Regions from separate parts of the Homo sapiens genome. Here region 2 is linked to region 1. Evidence: read pairs that join two places in POLR2A ChIA-PET (ENCODE). Cell type or tissue: Panc1. All regions are shown on one strand.

Region 1 (2,500 bases):
ATTCCTTCTCCTTCCCTGTGTTCATTTCTGAAGCTCAACAGTCTTCCATACTCAAGCTGTGGGGAGGTCCCTTTCTCCTTTGACACCAGCCATTTTGTGATCTGCCCTTTCAGGCCACCCCAGCCACCCTACTTTCCCAGTCTTGCCTCTGCCTACTTCACCTCTTCTCTCGAACCTCAGAAGCTTCTGGAGTCTTCACAGTGGCCCTAATCATGGGTCTCATCCTTGTTTTCCTGTCTCTTTGAGGTTCCAGCAGCCAGCTTTGCCTCATCAGGCCTTTCTCTGAAATTCCCATCAATAACTACAAGATCTGCCCAGTACCTTGTGCATATCAGGTCTCAGGAAATTGTGAGTTTCTTGTTTCATTAAACATTTTTCTTTCCAGGAATCATCATTCATCGCATTGCCATATGTGTCCAGATCCCCCTTTTCAGGGAGCCAGTAATTCGAAAGCACTTGCCTGTGTTGAATATGGTGGAAAAAACAAATGTCAACCCTAGCCGGCCATCACTCCCCATCGGCCCACCCCATTCTCTTGTGCCAGTAGGACTTGCCTGTGTTTTCTTTGGGCAGTTCAAAGTTGGGCTCTTGAGAAGTTGCCTGTAAATTCAATTGAAGTGACCAGATCTCATCCTTACCCACTCTGTAGCTGCAGATAATAAACACTGGGGACTTCCCTTGTGCCTGTGTTTTAATGTAACCTTAAGACTTGATGCTCCCTGGAGTGTAAGAATATGAATAGCTACTCGCTGTGGATATTGCAGTTAATTACTCCTTCCTGTCCCATGTGGTCCCCAGAGGAATATGAGATTGCCACAAACATGGCAGCTTTCTTTGGGGAGGTGGGAGAGGGAGATGAATCTTGGGGCAAGGCACATTCTCATAACCATGTGGCTCCAGAAAGCTGCCTGACTCAGAGAATGGCTATAAATGCCCGGTTGTATGGATCTGAGATCCTCAAAGCCAGGTTCATTCACTTATTTATTAATTTAACAAACATTAGGCAGCTGTGGTGCTCTGTCTGCTCCAGCAGTGATCAAGACAGAAAAGATTTCTTCAATGCTGCGTGTGGTGGCTCACACCTGTAATCCCAGCACTTTGGGAGGCCAAGACAGGCGGATCACCTGAGGTCAGGAGTTCAAGAACAGCCTGGCCAACATGGTGAAACCCCGTCTCTACTAAAAATACAAAATTAGCTGGGTGTGGTGGCCCATGCTTGTAATCCCAGCTACTCGGGAGTCTGAAGCAGGAGAATGGCTTGAACCCGGGAGGCAGAGGTTGCAGTGAGTGGAGATCATGCCACTGCACTCCAGACTGGGCAGCAGAGCGAGAATCTGTCTCAAAAATAATAATAATAATAATAATAATAATAATAATAATAGTAAGAATACTGGGGTGGGGATGGTAGGATGCACAGTAAAGAGAATAATAAGCTAGTGATGAGCATCTAAGAAGAAAACACAAAACAGTACTGTCATCACAATGCAGGAGTGCTGGGTTGGGGGCCAGGTGTGGTTGAGGGGTGCTGTATTACGCTGGGTAGTCATTGAGGCCTCTGTGAAAAGGTGGCATTTAGACTAAGGGAGATTGGAAGGTCCAGCCATGGGAAGTTCAGGAGAAAGGATAAGAAGAAAAAGCTGTCACATGGGCACAGACTGATGACCAGCAAGGCTGGAACTTGGAAGATGAGGGAAACTGAGAGTGATTGTCAGCTCAGGCTGCTTTGACAAATTACTGTAGCCTGGGTGGCTTAAACAATAGACATTGCAGCATTCCCTCTCCCTCTCTGTGTTCATTTCTGAAGTTGAATAGTCTTCCATACTCAAGCTCTGGGGAGATCCCTTTCTCCTTTCACACCAGACATTTCGTGATTTGCCCTTTCTGACCACCCCAGCCCTACTTTCCCAGTCTTGCCTCTGCCTACTTCACCTCTTCTCTCCAGCGTCATGGTTGGAGAAGCATATTCTCATGGTTCTGGATGCTGAAAGTCCAAGGTCAGGTGTCAACAAGGTCTGGTTCTAGTGAGGGCTCTCTTCCTGGTTTGCAAACAGCTACCTTCTCACTGTATCCTCATATAGTGGTGGGAGAGAGCAAGCTGTGGTGTCTCTTCACTGATTAAGGACATTAATCCAATTGTATCAGGGTCTCACCCTTATGACCTCATTTGATCTTAATTGTCTCCTTAACAGCCCTACCTTCAACAGAGTCACATGAGGGGTTAGGGTTCCTACATATGAATTGGCAGGGTGGAGGTGGGAGGTGGCCGGGGATGAGACACAATTGATTTCATAGCGTCGAGTTATAAGATGGGTCACAGTATTAGATGGGACCAGAGCAGAGAGGGTCTGTAGGCCATGGCAAGAGTGAGAATTTACTCAATACACAGTGGAAGTTGGGGATGAGTGAGAAGCACAAGAGTGGCACACTGATTTCTACAACAGTCAGTCTAGCTGCTGGGTGGAGAAGGGGAGAAGGAGGAATAGTGGAAAAAGCAGGGAGA
Region 2 (2,500 bases), 120 kb before region 1:
TTAGGCAGTCCAGTCGGGTTTCAAATGAATCCTACTGTCTGTTCTTATATGGAACCACAGTCCCTCACCCTGTGTTGATCTAAGTTCTCTGTTTCTCTCCTCCAGCAGGGTCATAAAGAGCCTGACCAGTCCCCCTCCCTGGAGACCTTTGTGTGCTGGGTTTCTGCAGCCGTTCTCCATGAGAAGGGACTTCTGGTCCCTGCTCTCACTTGGATGTTCTTCCACTGACTTATCTCTCTTAATGTGTGGAGGCAGAAACCCAGTTTTCAGGGTCTCTCCCCTGGCCCCTTACTAAGTCTCCCTTAGGTACAGTCTAAGACTGCCTGACTTTTTCTTCTTTTTTTTTTTTTTTTTTGGCAGCCACAACATCACATCGTCACATACAGAAATTATATCCAATTAAATCTCCTAAGTCTTTTTCACACCTCCTACATTTGTGCATTTCTTTTTTTGCACCCAAGTGTCCAAATAGCATTTATTTCCTCTCTATTGCAATTCCAATCTGTTGATCTTTTTAGCTCTTGACTCTGTCATCCAGTGTATTTGCCATTGCTCCTGGAAACTTGTCATCTTTGAATTAGATAAACATTTTATCTGTGCCATCGTTCAAGTAATTGATAAAAATGTTGAAATCTACAGTACTCAGAAAGAGACCTGTGGCCTCCCACTAGAGACCTTCCTTGGTCTGTTCATTAATCAGCACTTTGTAGGGTAAATTGAACATTTACTAAGCTATTCAGATGTAGTTCATATTTCTTCACCTTGTCAACAAAGAGATCTTAGCAAGGCATTGTAGACCAAGTATGTGTTCCTGGAATATACATATTAAGAAAAAATCCTTATGCCAAGAAAATGGGCACATCCCCAAAACCCAGGTTATTGTAGTTTACGGCTTCTGACCCAGGGCTTCACTTTGTAGCAGTGTTTTTCTTCTGTTTTTGCCTTTGGCTGATACCACTGCTAGAGTGCAGATAAGAGAATGTTACTACCAGGGGGCTTGAGTGTCGGGCTATGATTGGCTGTCATCTGGAGCAGAGTGGGACTGAGCTGCTCAGGAGAAAGGTCTTCAGGTGATTTTTTTTGGGAAGCTAAGAGCACTGGTTTTAGACATCCTCTCCTGGCTGATGATGGGATTGGCCTTCATGGGGCTGCTGTCTGGCTGGGCTGGTGGGCAGAGGTTCCTGTGGGTGTGGATGGAGAAATCCTAAATGCCGAGGGTACCTGGTCTTAGTAGAAATCGTAGGATGCCTCAGTGAAGAAGTCAGGGATGCGGATTGTCCTCCGGATGCTTGGATGAGCGTGCAGTGGAAAAAGTACTCCTTTGGGGGAAGAGGTGAATCTGGAGGTGTTAGAGCAGAAGAGTAAATGCAGAAGTTGTAGCAGATACAAAGGCTTTGGCAAGAGTGGGAGTGATCATTGAAGGGAAGGCAGGGGCTTGCTGGGACAGGCTGGAGCCGTGATGGACCCTCATAGTAACCCTGCTGCATTTTACAAAGGAAGAACTGTGTTGGGGTACAGATGTGCCAAACACTCAAAGTTAGAAAATCAACGCAGTCGGTTGTGGCTTCTGCCCTTGAAACATCAGATAGTGAGAACCTGCCACTGTTCAGTTTGCAGAGTGGTTGGTTGCATACAGTGTTTTAGCTCTTGCCCACTCAATACAGAGGTTGCATGCGGGCGTCCACCTGCTCCGCCACCTCTGCCTGCTTGTGGCTGTGTGCCCAGAGCCCATTTCCCTGGGGAGTCAGTGCAGCACTCCTGGGGGACCCTTCTGTTTGTGTCCTGACGAATCTGACTGTGCTGGATGCAGTCCCACAGCCACACCTGGTATGGGTGGCATCTTTAAAGGCCTGGCCTGTGTGTGCTGTATCTGCAGCAGAGCTGTGGCCAAACCTGCTTTCCTTCCATCTGGGTTCCCCTTGGTTCTCGGTGGTGGACGGGCTGTGTGGTCTCCCCTCAGCTGTCCACTTGCACTTGTGTTAAAATGCGGCAGAACTTTCCCTCTATACTTAAATTGTGGTGAAATACGTATGACATAAAACTTACCATCTTAACTTTTTTTTATTGAGACAGGATCTCATTCTGTCACCCAGGCTGGAGTGCGGTGGCGCGATCTCTGCTCACTGCAACCTCTGCCTCCTGGGTTCAGGCGATTCTCATGCCTCAGCCACCCGAGTAGCTGGAATTACACGCGCCCGCCACCATGCCTGGCTAACTTTTGTATTGTTAGAGATGGGGTTTCGCCATGTTGGCCAGGCCGGTCTTGAATTCCTGGCCTCAAGTGATCCCCCTGCTTCGGCCTCCCGAAGTGCTGAGATTACAGGCGTGAGCCGCCGCGCCTGGCCTTCCTTTTTTTTTTTTTTTTAAGAGATGGAGTCTTGCTCTGTCGCCCAGGCTGGAGTGCCGTGGTGCGATCTTGGCTCACTGCAACCTCTGCCTCCCAGGTTGAAGTGATTCTTCTGCCTCAGCCTCCCGAGTACCTGGGATTACAGGCGCCAGG

What was found. ChIA-PET counts read pairs that join two places held together with the same protein. Peaks named below come from ENCODE experiments on the same cell type or tissue, not always from the same donor. Only the 100,000 strongest peaks of a DNase experiment are listed, where the experiment ranks them.
Region 2: POLR2A ChIA-PET joins it to region 1 with 9 read pairs; 3 of 35 experiments call an interaction of 5 or more read pairs at or near these places.

Annotation. Positions count from the first base shown.
Region 1 is chr15:98,815,961-98,818,460 of GRCh38, forward strand. All of the region lies in intron 2 of IGF1R (insulin like growth factor 1 receptor), which reads left to right. Among named protein-coding and RNA genes, the nearest start is that of MIR4714, 33 kb to the left of the region's middle. In Panc1, no CTCF peak of the experiment used is centred here; no DNase peak of the experiment used is centred here; H3K27ac peaks cover 245 bases.
Region 2 is chr15:98,695,690-98,698,189 of GRCh38, forward strand. The region is part of intron 1 of IGF1R (insulin like growth factor 1 receptor); the gene reads left to right. Among named protein-coding and RNA genes, the nearest start is that of IRAIN, 46 kb to the left of the region's middle. In Panc1, no CTCF peak of the experiment used is centred here; no DNase peak of the experiment used is centred here.